Linked DNA regions of Mus musculus: region 2 is linked to region 1. Evidence: chromatin loops called from intact Hi-C (ENCODE). Cell type or tissue: heart. All regions are shown on one strand.

Region 1 (8,000 bases):
CTGAGGCCAGAGAGATGGGTCAGTAGCTAGAGGCGCTTGCCACTGGCCTAATGGATAACTTGAGGACCCACATGCAGGAAGAAGAGAACTGACTCCTGAAAGCTGTTTTCTGACCTCCATAAGCACAGTGTGTCATATGTATCTCCACAATCAATAAATTAAAATGTGTTTAAATTAGAAAATAAAATAAAATGTGGCTGCAATCTTATTTGTAGGGCTATTGTTAAGAGTAAGGATACTGAAAACCAAACTGCCAAGTGAGGGTTGACACATGGTGAATGCAAATAAGCCATAGCCATTAACAACAATTAATCAGTAAAAGTCAAGACAATATTCTGACAACCAGTAGCTCTATATTTCCCAACAACAGATGTACAATCAATCACACAGTAATTCATTATCAATACTGACACTACACTCATACTGACAGATCAGTGGCCTGCTTTGAAAAATACAATCTTTAAGGAGTACTTGGAGTAATCAACACGATGTCATTTTTACTCTGCTGGAGACTCAAACCTAATGCCCTGTACAAGTGCCATAGCACTGAACTATACCCTAAGCTCAACATCATTTATCTTTAAAACACTACACACATTTTCTGCAGTACATACCCATCCTTCTTTTTAAATAATTATTTTCAGGATTTTTTACTTTATTTTATATGAATGGGTATTTTGCCTGTATGTCTATATACCACATATGTACCTGGTGCCTGCAGAGGCCTTTAGTGAAAGGTTACCAGCAATCAGATTAGTATTTCCCCAAAAAATTAAAATAAAACACAGCTTACAAAGACTAAAGAATGGCTTAAGATGGAGCATACAGGAACTCTGCAAACATAATTTACTTCATTAGTATTACATGTCCACATACACAAGCCCAGTAAGGCATTTCTTACTCATTGTTCCAGTCTAGAATACCCAAGAGATGGACCACCCTCCCATCAGGAGTCCACTGCTAATGAGCTGGTAGACTAAACAGAGTTCTCACAGTCTTCCAATGCAGTATGGCTACCAACGGCTGAAGGGCCTTCTCTAACAAATAACAACTTTATCCAAGGCCTTGTGATATAGTCAGGTTGCCTATTAAAGCCGTGTATTAAAGGTGGAGGAGATCTCCACCTCCTAGGGACATTCTGGAATCAGTTTTCCAATTCTGTTTAGTCAATTCTAATAGTCTGTTTAGTCAATCAAGCTATTAGAGGCTTCAGGCAGTCAAGAAGGATTCTTGGTAGACACAGTATGTTTTAATAAGTTTAACTTTGTAACTAAAAGGCAATTCTGAAAAGAAGTTCGTGATCAACCAGATCTGTGGTAGATGGAAATAGGTATAGGGTCAGCTATCAGCCCTTCACAGCTGGGTGCTAAACACTTTTCAATCATTCTGTGTCACTACTATTTCTAGAAAACTGACAAACTGCAGTGAATTCTCAGTGACTAAGATTTGCAAGGTATGAGAGGAGGCCTGGAGTCACAGTGCATGGTGTGGGAGCCAGCAGACAATACCAATGGCTGTTGCTGTAATGGTCCCCAGAGTCAAGAAAGCACATTGCCCTGTGCGTACTGTTAAGGTCTTTCCCAGCTTGTCAATACAACAGTTACACTCTGAAGGGGCACAGGAAGAGAGAGGGAAAATAAATAGTTCATACACCAGCAAGAAAGCAGTCATTGACAAGAAGGAGCTCTAGACGGTTCTTACAGGCTAGGGTGAGTTATCATTCATTTCACTAATACTGTGCCAGCCATTATCTCATGGATATAAATTTTGACAATAAAAGCTATGGGTTTAGCCTCACATGGTTTGAATTTCAGTAGGAGAGAGAAATATCAATTAAATAAACAGAGAAAAAGAGCAAGAGCACAGATAAGGCCTCTAAAGAAGACTATGATATTCTACAGAGATTGTACATGCAGGGAGGAATGGACCAGGTTGAGGAAGCCAGAACAACTTACTTCAGCAACTACCAAATGAACAGATATTTCAATGATAAATGGGACCTGAATCAAGGAGAGAAGGAGCTGTCCTATTAAATGAGCAGAGCATGATAAAGTCCTGAAGTAAGAGGGCCATGTGTGAACTGGTTCAGAATTAGAAACAGATAATTAGACAAAAGCACAGATCTGAGGTCTTAGCACAGGGTGCTTTCCTGTCAACACCCCCCCCCAAGTTTGCTCTCCAGATGTCTGAAAGGCTTTCGTCAGCATGGTGCAAGATTAAGATACAGTGTTATAAACTAGATCATCCACAGTTTATGAAACATCGCCAGCTAAGAAAAATCTACTTCTTAATATCACCTGGCCATTGTATCCCTGGAACATCTAGAAGGTAACACTCTTCCTTCCCACTAATGACATTGAACCAGGACAATGGTGGGGTACAAAAGACTTTTAATTTTTTCAGGGAAAGATGCATTTTATTCCACTTAGAATTTAAGCACAAATAAATGTGTTGATGATCATTATAAATCTCTTCGAAGTATCTCATTATAAATTTTAGACTTTAGTATTTGGAAGGGAAAAAAAGTAAAGGAAAAACTGGCTAAGGGTGTTATCAGAGGACCACTATTTTTGCTTTCACAACTCTTAGATAACTGGGAGATCACCTTGCAGCTTCTGGACTATCTGTCCCATAATAAACGATTTCTATTTGTAACACATTGTGCAATCAGCCATTAATTCAGGTTCAATAGCCTTGTGAGCAATTATACTCATTCTACAGATGAAACAGATAAGTGAGTTACCCAAGAACACAAAAAATTCAGCCTCTATTTCTGTTTCTTGTCACTCTCTCCAAACAATGAAAATACACAAGACCTGTCCAGCTTCAGTACCAACACAGTTGTCCTATAGACAAACCCTAATCCAGGAGCAGTAGAAGAAAAGCTATGGTTGGCTCTGTGGTAGTTCCTCTAAATGAACTCCTCTCCGTTAAGAAGGCTCAATGCCATTGATGATGACCACGGAACAAGGCCAGACTATAAACACAAAGACAGTAAGAGCACCCAGGCCAGAGGAGGCTTTAAATTTTAAAATTTTACCATTCTTAAGGAGACTGCACTCTAAATAGTCCCCTCTTCTCTCCCCAGTTCCTTTGTCTCCAACAAACAGCCAAGAAAGTGGCATCCTCAGGAGTGCACAATACAGCTACTTATCTGTTCATATTCCCATTGCTTCCAGGCTAGGACGGCCAAGCATTGCAAGCGCCTAGCCTAGGACCTCACGTACGGAGGAAGGCTAGCTTACTTGAGTGCGTGTCTTACCACTTAGAAATAAAATGAGCAGATATTCCTTTTAAATAGTAATGGACTTGAAAAATATCAGTGAAATGAACTCCTCTTGCAGCTTACTAAAGTAGAGAATCACTTGACTGCCCAACCTCAGTCTTGACTCAGTTTAGTTCCAAAGACGTTTTATAAGTGTCTACTATATGACAGATGGGTGGGAGGTGATGTGCAAGGGAACAACCAGGAAGTGGTTTCTGCTTTGGGAGCTCACAGGCCGCAGAGGGAACACTTTTACAACAGTTTGACAAGTGCAAGGACCGAGATTTATATACTTTAGCCAGTGTTTTCTCCACACTGCCCACTAGGTATTTCAAGTCTGGAAAATAAGCAGGGCAATATCTACTTCCTGCGAATAAACTTACATAGAGAAGGCTAAGAAAATGCGTTGGAGGCGATCAGGTTCACCCCCAAAGGCATTATGTAAGATTTACCATACCCTGGCAACGACTCTAAAATTTCAGTATCTCAGACATCAGTTTGACAAATAAGCGAAGAACGGCAGACAGGCATAAATCCAAGGAAAATCCCAAATGCTGAAACTAGAGGAAACATGTGCGAAGGTGGCTGGGGGTGTCAGGGTCAAGTGAGATGGCCCTGGCATAGAAAACGGGGGCAGGCGGAGCGGTGAGAAGAAAAATAAGAAAAAATAAATCGAGACAGAGAAGTTGAAATACCAATGAAAAAGGACGAGTGGAGATCAATGGGCTTCCCTCTGGGAGGACACTTCTCCAACCTCGACAACTTGGGCCACGGCGGGTTGGTACCAGTTGCGGAGGAAGAAGCGGATGGACAGACTCTGAGGCCAACACAGCTTTCCCGAGAGCAGCTGGCAGCCATAAGGAGCCTCAGGCTGGTGCCTGGGTGCTCAGACTGCAGTGCCTTGGCCGCCGCGCCGCTCCCAGCCGCTACCCGAACCCAAGCCCCAACCTGGCGTCGCCGGGATAACCGCCTCACCTCGGGTTGAAGTCCTGAAAGAGGCCCCTCAGGTTCATGGCGGAGAACTTCGCCGAGGCGTCCTCCTCTTCCCCCCGCCCCCCGCGCCGCGAAGCCTGCGCCTCACAGCGGGTTCATGCTGCCAAAGGCAGCTTCGTCGCTAACGCCGCCGCCAGGAGAAACCAGAGCAACCAACTGTCTCCCACACTCCTTCCGGCTTCCGTAGCTAGGATGCGCATGCGCTCTGAGACCCGCTCCCTGCTTCCCCCACCCCCACACCCCCTCCGCCCCAGCTCGTCAGAAGCAGGAGGTTACATTGATAGTGGATCTTTTTGCTCCGGGGTACCAGCCTGCCTGCCTCTGGGACAGAATCTCTACAAAAAGAAGAGGGGAACGTCCGGGGAGGGGAACACTGACTGGGTGGATGTCATAAGGAGGGAGAACGCCAAACGGGAGTACCTCAGTGAGATCATCACAGACACCTGTCACCTTGGCCACCTGTCACCCAGACCCATACCAGAAATTGAAGGTTTCCCCCCAAATTGACTGAATCTTGGCCTATGCCTACCAGAGTTTCCAGTAAATCCAGCCTGCATATCAACTTCCTTCCTGTGCCCCAAGCTACACAGATTTCCTGACCATCCAAACCTCACATTACCCTGCACCAGTCATCTACTCTCTCAGCCATCTTCTCATCTTGGGTTCCCACTGTCCTTAACAGCAGGTCTATTTGTCAGAATGCCTAATCTGGAGAGATGGAACTCATCCTTAAGCATCCTAATCTAGTTCAGAGTCTCCTTGACTCCTGCCTAGACTTGGTGGTCGCTTCAGATCTGGCTTCCTCCACTCCCAGACATACTATTTAGAATTGCCAGGTTTGTCTTATTGGGCAAGTTAATATCTTCAAGGCTCAGATTTTCTCCTCTATAAAAGAGTTTGTTTTAAAAAAATATACAGCCGGGCGTGGTGGCGCACGCCTTTAATCCCAGCACCCGGGAGGCAGAGGCAGGTGGATCTCTGAGTTCGAGGCCAGCCTGGTCTACAAAGTGAGTTCCAGGACAGCCAGGGCGACACAGAGAAACCCTGTCTCGAAAAAAATATATATATATACTTTTCTATCTGGTTAAGAAAATTCAGAGAGATCATGCATAGCATTGTATGTTAGATGCACAAAGAAGGTTGCTAGTTGTTCTTTTTGCCAAATCCGTAAATTCTTAAAGAATGCTCTAAGGATTCTATTTGCTTTTCAAATCTAAGAGTGGAACAACCTCATAGCAGAGGACTTAGTTTACCATTTTCAATTCCAGCCAGTTTGAACTGTTGTTTTTATGAATAATACAGCAAAACCTTAAACATTAATCTGGAATCATTACGGGTAAGAGTCATAGGTTGTTACAATAGCAGTTTCATGCAATTTTATGTTAGTGAGCCCCAGGGGGAGCTTAAGAAGATCACAATTGGGAGAATCATACTTTGCTGTGATGTATCATCTTTCTTTTGGAAACTTGAAAACATTTCACAAGTGGTAATTATGTTCCCTAACACCCACTGAGAAATGGATATTATTATATGAGCTGGTTTATGGATGAGTAACTTGGATGAAGCATTCAGCTACTGAAGCACCATGACCCTCTCTCAGAAATGTTGATCCACTTTCTCTGACCATCCTCCAGTTGATGCACAGTGTCTTGCCCTGCGGACTCTCCCAATAGATAGTAAAGTACAGAAGAGCCAAAGCACAGAGAAGCTTGCATAATGTGCACTGTGGGATCTAGCTAGTGAAGGCTGAAGAACAAAGATGCAACTTAACACTCTAGCAAACTAGAATGTTGTGGATGGCTCTATACTGCTTGCTCTCCCGGGAGAGGCTGTCTGGAATGAGGAATGAGTCACTCACGTGCTCAGGTGGCTTCTTGTGAACCCATCCCCTAATGAATAAAAGGGCCAATCACTGGGTGAGGAGGTGGGACTTCCAGGTTGGACAGAGGAAGCGAGGAAGCAAGGAAGCAGGAGGGGATTAAGTCCTTTTGGGAATGGGGATAGCAGAGGGAAAAGATGTAGCTGCTAGAGTTTTCTGGTATTATGGCGGATCCACAAGGATTCTCCACCGGAGGAAGTAGATTTTAATAAGGCTTACAAGATTAGGTTTTAGTTGTTGCACCCAGAGATTGAGTTACCATTGTTTCTGAACTGAATTTGTGTTGTGTTTTCCTTCATGTGCTGGCTCGTCTGGGTTCAAGAGAGAAAGGTATGGCGGCAAAGCATGTTTTTGCCAGATGTGCACCACAGAGGCCATGGGGGATTTGAAGCACCGGGTTGGCATGGTAGCAACCATCTGTGGGAACCTAGAGAGGTGGGTGGAGAGATTGTGGAGTTCTGAGTCAGACTACACGAGATAAAAACAGGCCAGCCATTGCCCCTAGTTCATGGCACAAGCGCAGGAACATGCCAGTTCTAAAATACTTCCCAAAAGTTAACTGCCATTGGACAGAGTAGCCAGCACCATTTTATTTTCTGGAGGTTTCACCCCAAGCAGACGTCAAGAAGACAGCTTGCTTGTCAGCTCCAACTTGAATAACATGTAATATGGTTTTCGTAAAAGCTCCATGGAGAGTGGCCAGGCAAGTTGCTCAGAGTCCAAATGCTACTTATGGTGAGCTCTTGTGTATTTCTGTAACTGAGACACTTCTCTATGGGCCCACTATTGCAATTTTAGCAGTTCTCTCTAGGGATGACATGACCATGTGGAAATTCTTATTCTGAATACAATGACAAAAATATACTATTATCATGTTCTTTGATAAGTCATGTTGCCATGAAAAGTACTGAATATACCAAAATAATTGCTATCTCAAAGTTCTGTATTTAATCTTCAAAAGAGGGAATTACCTTGAGTGCCTCAAATGTGCTAGATACCCAGCCATGAGCTCTACTTGTATTCAGTATTCACACTGGTCTCTGTGACGGACTTCTGAAGAGCAGAGACCCAGAGGAGAGAATCATAGTTCATTATGACATTTAAATTAGGAGACCTAGATCAGGGGAAGGAAGTGGTTCTTTACAGTCCAGATCGTCATGCTACTAGGACTTCTTCCCTGGGCTTCATTAATAAAGTGGAAAGGGTATAGAATTAAACATTAGTTTTATCACTAAATCCAGTGTCAAAAACGACAGCAGGCATGTATTCTTGGACCTATTAAAGATAGTCAGCCTGCACCCAGGGGAGAGATTGACAATTCTTTAGACAGGTGACACAGAGATGCCCCTGCTCAAAACTGACTTGCCCTAAGTTCCCAAAAGTCCAACCTTAAGTGCTACCAACTAGAGAATTGCTTCGAACCCCAGGATTTTGTCCACTTACAAAAAGCAAGTTGGGCCAGGTATAGTGGCACATGCCTTTAATCTCAGCACTCAGGAGGCAGAGGCAGGTGGATCTCTGTGAGTTCTAGGCCAGTCTGGTCTGCATATCAAGTTCTAAGACACCAACAGTTGTATAAAAAGACTGTCTCGAAAAATGCAACTTGTGTTTTCCTAAGAAAATCTATTGTTCCTCACTTTAGTGTGATTTTCATAAACCTGTGAGTTTTCTTGCCCTGAGATCTCCTGGACAGGAGTTTGATAGACTACAGAGCTCTGTTTGGGAAGTTGATGATCTAGAGAAGTTGGAAGGCTAGTGAAAGGGATGCTGGGATCTGCAACCTTTCCTATGTCTTTTCCCAGAGACTATAAGTAACAACCAACTCAGGGAAGCTTCTTTTAGAACTTGTGATTGGAAGTTTCT
Region 2 (8,000 bases), 90 kb before region 1:
ATCCAAAGTTCCACCCCCACTTCATATCTTACCATTGACAACCATCCCCATTACTCCTGAGACACAGCTCACCTTGGTCAGCACTCACAGCTAAGCCCGCCACTCCTACTTTAGCATACAGTCTTGCTCTTCTCTCTCCAGTGATCCTCTGTCATAGTATGTCAGTATTCAAAGTTATCCCTCCCCTTCCATAAATTAATACCTATGGCCCTTTCCCAGTACTCTGTAAACCCTAAGTGCCCAGGGCAACGCTCGAAACACCACCTACCTCTCCTACCTCCACACACACAGCACTGCCCACCACTTCAACCATAGTGTGCACAGTCCTGCCCACCATTGGACATCAACATACACAGTACGACGTACCACTACTAACCCAGAGAGCAGTGCCCTACCTGTGTGTCGCTCCTACATCATCACAAACGGCCCGACTCCTCCTCCTTCACTTCCTACATCACTAGTCACAGCAGTGCCCTCAACCTGTACAGCATACACAAGCCACTCTTTTGTCAGCATACACAGCCGTGCCCTATTCCTTCAATGGCCTTCTATCACATTATATCAGGATTTAAAGCTCAGTCCTGCTGTCACATTCACAATTCACAGTCCTGGCCAGCACTTTAGAGACCCAAGTCGGTACTAACAGTCTCATCCACAATCTCACCCTCATATCTCAAATGGCCCTGTCCTCTTTCAGCGTTTCTGGGCCTTTATTATAATACTATCTCAAGAATTGACAAATGGGACCTAATGAAACTCCAAAGCTTCTGCAAGGCAAAAGACACCATCAATAAGACAAAAAGACCACCAACAGATTGGGAAAGGATCTTTACCTATCCTAAATCAGATAGGGGACTAATATCCAACATATATAAAGAACTCAAGAAGGTGGACTTCAGAAAATCAAATAACCCCATTAAAAAATGGGGCTCAGAACTGAACAAAGAATTCTCACCTGAGGAATACCGAATGGCAGAGAAGCACCTGAAAAAATGTTCAACATCCTTAATCATCAGGGAAATGCAAATCAAAACAACCCTGAGATTCCACCTCACACCAGTCAGAATGGCTAAGATCAAAAATTCAGGTGACAGCAGATGCTGGTGAGGATGTGGAGAAAGAGGAACACTCCTCCATTGTTGGTGGGATTGCAGGCTTGTACAACCACTCTGGAAATCCGTCTGGCGGTTCCTCAGAAAATTGGACATTGTACTATAGGAAGATCCAGCAAGACCTTACCTGGGCATATAACCAGAAGATGTTTGAATTGGTAATAAGGACACATGCTCCACTATGTTCATAGCAGCCTTATCTATAATATCCAGAAGCTGAGAAGAACTCAGATGTCCCTCAATAGTGGAATGGATATAGAAAATGTGGTACATTTACACAATGGAGTACTACTCAGCTATTAAAAAGAATGAATTTATGAAATTCCTAGCCAAATGGATGGACCTGGAGGGCATCATCCTGAGTGAGGTAACACATTCACAAAGGAACTCACACAATATGTACTCACTGATAAGTGGATATTAGCCCAAAACCTAAGATACCCAAGATATAAGATACAATTTGGTAAACACATGAAACTCAAGAAGAATGAAGACTGAAGTGTGGACACTATGCCCCTCCTTAGAATTGGGAACAAAACACCCATGGAAGGAGTTACAGAGACAAAGTTTGGAGCTGAGACAAAAGGATGGACCATCTAGAGACTGCCATATCCAGGGATCCACCCCATAATCAGCATCCAAACGCTGACACCATTGCATACACTAGCAAGATTTTATCAAAAGGACCCAGATATAGCTGTCTCTTGTGAGACTAGGTTGGGGCCTAGCAAACACAGAAGTGGATGCTCACAGTCAGCTAGTGGATGGATCACAGGGCTCCCAATGGAGGAGCTAGAGAAAGTACCCAAGGAGCTAAAGGGATCTGCAACCCTATAGGTGGAACAACATTATGAACTAACCAGTACCCCGGAGCTCTTGACTCTAGCTGCATATGTATCAAAAGATGGCCTAGTCGGCCATCACTGGAAAGAGAGGCCCATTGGACAAGCAAACTGTATATGCCCCAGTACAGGGGAACGCCAGGGCCAAAAAAATGGGAATGGGTGGGTAGGGAAGTGGGGGGGAGGGTATGGGGGACTTTTGGGATAGCATTGGAAATGTAATTGAGGAAAATATGTAATAAAAATATTAAAAAAAGAATAAGCAACAACAAATGCTGATAAGGATGTAGAGAAAGATAACTCATATTTGCTGTTAATGGGATTGCAGACTAGTATGGCAACTCAGAAAAACAGTGTGAACATTTCTCAAAAAGCTAAGAATAAATCTATTGTATAACCCCCCCCCAAAAATACTATCCAAAGCTCTGTTCCTACTTCATATGTCACCAGTCACTGAACCACGTTCAACCTCTACTTCAGCATGCATAGCACTGTCCATCATGTATAATTCGGCTCCCACTCACAGGCACGCCCTCCTTCCCCTGTATCCCTCCAGCAAGTAAAGCCAGCATCCAAAGCTCAGCTCTGTCAACAAAATCTCACCACACATAGCCCTGGCTGGTACTCTTGAGGCCCTAACCACCTTGCTGAGTACTGACAGTCTGGTCCACCACTTCAGCTTGCACAGCCCTTCCTTCTCCTTAAGCAGATCTGAACCGAGTTAAGTGGGGATCCAAAGCTCCGCCCTAGTATCCCAGTAGCTCCACCCACTCAGGTCTGCACTCACAACAGGCCCAGATTCCAAGCACCCGTAATTCCTAACTGTTCCCAAGGATTCTTCAGAGCACAAACTCCCATTCCCAACCTCTATCAGGTGCTCACAGCCCCACCCCACCCCACCCCAATGCCTAACCTCGGGATTCAAACAGCTTTGGCCCTGGACCAATTTTAGGCCCCTCCTCAACAAGCCTCTTCCCTCACATCCCCAATCCCGCCCCTCCTGCTGCAGTGCAACCTACTCCTACTTTCATGGGTTTTTGCAGACTCCGCCGACTAAATCACTCACTCCTTTTCTCACTTCTTTCCCTCCCCAACCGCCTATTACAGACCCTGACCCACTTTATTTGCAAGATTGCTTTAAGAAAACGGTGTCTTCTAGCATTCGATGTCGCTTACTGCTTAATTACGCAAGTCCGTACCTTCCTATCCGGGTAGCATAGTGCCTGTAGTTCTAATTGGCTGCGGATGTTTACTCGTGTAAATGGGCGTGGTGTGCGTGCTTACGTAAATTGTGTAAGTTCGGGCACGGATGTGTTTCTGGGTCTCTTCTTAAAGCAGTCAGAGTTAAAGTCCCAGAACGCCAGTTAAAGTTAAGGCTATAGCCAAATGCTTTCCTTTCTTTAGAGCGGACATTATCCACCCACTCTCAGGAGTCTTTGGTACTGGCGGACTTCCGGGAACGCTGGAAGAGAGAGAAAGGACTGGGTGTAAACTGGAGTCTGCCGCGTGATAAGTGACAAAGCTGAGAGGCCCACAGCACCCAAAGGACACAGGTAACCTGTTGAGTCGGAGCCTTCGAGCTTGCCCCCATCCCCCACCCCATTGAGGACACCCCAGCCTCCAGCTTCGCCAACTGCTGGGCCAGCCCAAGACCGGTCTTTGCATGCCCCATCTTGCCAGCATTTCACAGTCTCTCCTAAGTGATGCAGTGTGGATGCAGGCGGATGAAAACCAAATGTGCTGCTCCAGGGCACTGTTTCTTCCTTACTTTTAGGCTACGAATTCACTGACACTCTAGACTATGAGGCCTTTGGTATTATTATGCCTAGTCTAATATACCAGTTGACACTGAAGGCACTGGGATTTGGTAGACCTGAGCATTTCCATGCAATCACATTCTATGTGGCATCATTTTTCTCCTGTTAAATTGCATGTTTGACTTAATAATGGCAACCAGTTGCAGAATTAACTTTCTACATCAGGCGGTTCTTGTACCAGACAAAAAAGGACCTTCCCACTGACATGATAGCAGAACCAAGCTGTGAGTGAGATGTACAGCCCTAACTCTTGTTGATCTCTAAGGCTTGCTGAGCCTTTCCTGCTGCCAGTAGCCAACAAAACTAAGTTTTACTTGGTGTTTTTTTTTTTCCTTTATCTACCTTCTCCTTATGTAAGTGGAGAAGCAGAAACAAACCAAAAAGGGCAGCTTCTTCATCCACAGAGCAGGTTTATCTGCAGAAACATGAGGAAGAGTATTCAGTTGTTCTAGCTACAGGGCAGTGAGTGAAATGAGAAGAGGGCAAATATTTCGCGTGGGCAGCCAGATTGCAAGGAATCCTGAGGATTCTTGTGAGATGGGTGGATTCTGGGCTGGTTGGAACATGAGCCCTTGGCAGGAATCAGAGTCTTCCAGACATGCGCACAGAACAATCAGATCTGGAAAAAAAGGTTTATGTTAGTTTAGAGGTTACAGTCTGTCATTGGGGTAGGGCAGGGCAGGAATTCAGTCCCTGAGAACTCCAAAGGTCCAGGATAGTTGACTCTATTGGTCTTCCTGTGGAGTTTTTATCTCCTTTAGGGTCCACATCCTTCCCCCAACTCTTCCATAAGAGTCCCCAAGTTCCATCCACTGTTTGGCTGTGGGTCTCTGTATCTCTCTGAGTCAACTGCTGGGTGGAGCCTCTCAGAGGACAACATGCTCCTGTCTGCAAGCATAACAGAATATCATTAATAATGTCACAAATTAGTGCTTGCCCATGGGATGGGTCTCAAGTTGGGCTGGTTTTGGTTGGCCATTCCCTCAGTCTCTGTTCCATCCCCATCCCTGCATTTCTTGGAGACAGGATAAATTTAGGGTCGAAAGTTTTGTGGGTGGGTTGGTGTCTCTATTGCTCCACTGGGGCTCCTGCCTGGCTACAGGAAGTGGCCTCTTCAGGTTCCATATCCCCAATGCTGTGAGTCACTGTTAAGGTCGCCCTCTTTGATTCTTGGGTGTCTCCCTTATCCCAGGTCTATTTCATCCTGGAGATTCACACACACACCTCCATGCCCCTGTCAGTTGGAGATTTTCATTCATTCTCATGGACATCTGATCATCTTTCCTGTCCCTCCCCACACCTGATCCTGAACACTCCCACTCCTAGGCTCAGAGGTTAAGAGCAGGACATTATTAATCTGTGACAGGAAGCACATTGAGTTCAGTGGAGTTTCAGGGCACATGGGAATCATCTGGGGAAGGCAAGGCCCAATGGATGTGAGCCTGAAAAGCTCAGCTGTGGTGTGTTTCTATCTTTAGGCCCAGAGACTCTGAGGAAAATGAAGTTTCCCTGCCTATCCTTCCGGCAGCCCTACGCTGGTTTAATCTTAAATGGAGTCAAGACTCTTGAGACACGTTGGCGTCCCCTGTTGAGCAGCGTTCAGAAATACACCATTGCCATCCACATTGCTCACAAGGACTGGGAAGATGATGAATGGCAGGAAGTGCTCATGGAGAGGTTGGGGATGACCTGGACACAGATTCAGACCTTACTACAGGCAGGAGAAAAGTACGGCAGAGGCGTGATAGCTGGTAAGTGAGGCTGTACCAAATACCACGTAGACAATTCCAACAGGATCCTGCTTGATAGATTGGTGGCACTGTTTTGCTGTTAGTTAGAGGGCGTGTCCTAAAGTTTCCAAGAAGACTCACTAAGGACTACCAAAGTCACTTGAATGAGGTGAATAGGTCTGGGTTCCACAGACTCAGTTACGTCTTAACTCTAGGCCTCATGTAGCATTAGACTGTGTGTGCATGAATATGTGCAAAAGGCATGGTCTATGACAGCATAGACACTGAAAAAGTGGAGCATTAATAGAGTAAGGCTGCTTGCCTGGCTTGTAATGCCTCTCACAAGAACCTTGAGTAAGACACCAATCAACATCTAATACGACTAGTCACCTACTGACCTAATTGGGAATCTTATTGACTGTGGGCTTCCTGGATAAGACTGGTTCTCTTTCAGTAAATGCCAGCCTTAGTAGTATGCTAGAACCTGACTGTTCTTTAATGCAGGACTCACGGAGCATAAGCCACCCTCTTCTTTTTCCCAAAGCCTGTGGCCGTCTCACCCAGGATTGCCTAGTTCAGTTGGTCATGTTTCCAATGTTCAGTGAGAAAAATCCCAATTTCCTATCAATCATTTTGATTATACACTATCAGTTGACCCTGCAGTCATAAAGATAACCTTGTTGTATAGAAGAGACTACATCTGTATATTTCTGTCTTTGTGCCCAGGACTTATTGACATTGGAGAGACTTTTCAGTGTCCAGAGACCTTAACTGCTGAGGAGGCTGTGGAACTGGAAACTCAAGCTGTGCTAACCAATCTGCAGCTGAAGTACCTGACTCAAGTTTCAAACCCCAGGTGGTTACTGGAGCCCATACCTAGGAAAGGGGGAAAGGATATATTCCAGGTAGACATCCCAGAGCACTTGATCCCACTGGAGAAAGAATGACTGCTCTGGAAAACAACTGAAGAATGGCTCTGCCAGTAGACCATCAGAGTGTGCACCTCCAAATCTCAATCTAGGAGACTCGGATCCACTCCTGCAGAGCACAGCTCACTAGCTGGGTGCTGTTTCCAGCCTGCTCTGCCCTCATGAAGGGCATGGCAGTAAACACATCCCTCATGCTGTGGCGCTGCCAACAGAACTACAGAGCCTTGAGAACTTTGACCTTTAGGGAAAAGGAAACGTCCCAGGAAATGATATTTGCCTGAGGTTCACTTTACTCCTGCTGTTTTCTGGATTGCACAAATAAATCTGATAATAGTTAAGTGTTTATGAAGTGTCTAGCTCCCTTTCTCCTTCCCTATGTCTTTATTGCAGTCAAATCTCATGCAGTACGTGAACAGCATCCAGGGGCCCATGGGACAAGTCTGGGAGCAGTCACTGAGTTAACCCCAATGCACTAAGTCTGGGATGAAGAGGGAATCAAATGGAGAAAACAAGCATTGGCCCATCCTTGCTCCTATTCTGTGGAGACAGTCCCTCAACAACCAAAACTGTGTGTCACCCAACTACTTATTACCTAGAGAATCCTAAATATTACTCAGAAACCATGATGCTTAAGTATTAGATGTTAGTGTTTATCTTGTAGCAAGTTTTAAAACTATTTTTTTTTATTTCTCCTTCTCACAAACAATATATCTTGATCTCAGCTTTAACTCCTGCACTCCCGCCAGTCCCTGGCAACATTCATAGATTCTCTCCAAATATTCCAAGTCTGCTCCTCTTCGGCAACCTCACTCCAAACTCCTTATCTCAGGATCCACAGCTCTGCCCTGCACTTCTGCCTAATCTACCACTATCGACTTTGCCCTTCTTCATCTGGAAGCCCTGAAAACTCCTTCCAACTCCTTCCTCAGAACTGCCAGGCCTGCCCAGCTCCTCCAGTAGAGACTTCAACTCTCCCTCAGAGATCTCATTGTATCAGGGTTCAAAGCAAAACTCCCTTAAACTTCCTAGGTCCCTTCCTGCCAATACATGGATCTTGTGTACTTGGTCAGTATTCATGGACTGTCTTCAACTCCTACCTCACACCCCAGCTACAACCTCTCTTTGGTACTCCATATGTCTGCCTCCCTGGGTCAGGATTCACAGTGGTGCCTCTACTTCCTACCTCAGACCTCACAGCCCAGCTCTCTTCCTTCCTCAGCCATTCCAGTTCTCCATCCTTACACTCAGCCCCAAACATATTCCCATATCCCTGTCCAGCAAGGTCACTAATGTCCTACCCTGACCTCTATATCGCGACTCAGAGCCTCACTGCCACATTACCTCAACACTCCAGCCAGGGCTAGTGTTCCTTTTGGACCCCAGCTGTTCCAAGTACTCATTGTCCTGTCTTACTCCTTCCACAGTCCCACCTCTCAACTCATTACATCAGGCCACAGCTCTCTGTACCTTTTCCAGACCTTTCAGCAAGGCCTCATCACTCTCAGCACTGCCCTTGCATGGCTACATCCTGTCTCTTTTAATCTTCTGATGCTTTTGCTCAATTCTCTTT

Evidence for each region. A loop is a pair of places that touch in the nucleus more often than their neighbours do. Peaks named below come from ENCODE experiments on the same cell type or tissue, not always from the same donor. Only the 100,000 strongest peaks of a DNase experiment are listed, where the experiment ranks them.
Region 2: a loop joins it to region 1, with 3 times the contacts of the local background. A loop is called at or near these places in 21 of 42 quality-filtered maps.

What each region holds. Positions count from the first base shown.
Region 1 is chrX:70,472,738-70,480,737 of GRCm38, forward strand. Tmem185a (transmembrane protein 185A) reads right to left here and starts at 4,443. Exons shown (of 7, transcript NM_001357750.1): 1 at 4,241-4,443. The coding sequence starts at 4,278. In heart, a CTCF peak has its summit at 4,382; a DNase peak (open chromatin) is centred at 4,434; H3K4me3 peaks cover 2,142 bases; H3K27ac peaks cover 1,177 bases.
Region 2 is chrX:70,382,645-70,390,644 of GRCm38, forward strand. Eola1 (endothelium and lymphocyte associated ASCH domain 1) reads left to right here and starts at 3,269. Exons shown (of 3, transcript NM_026787.2): 1 at 3,269-3,507; 2 at 5,250-5,522; 3 at 6,228-6,772. The coding sequence starts at 5,270. The coding sequence ends at 6,448. It also overlaps a transcript of Ids not described here. In heart, no CTCF peak of the experiment used is centred here; DNase peaks (open chromatin) are centred at 2,997 and 3,187; H3K4me3 peaks cover 1,649 bases; H3K27ac peaks cover 1,335 bases.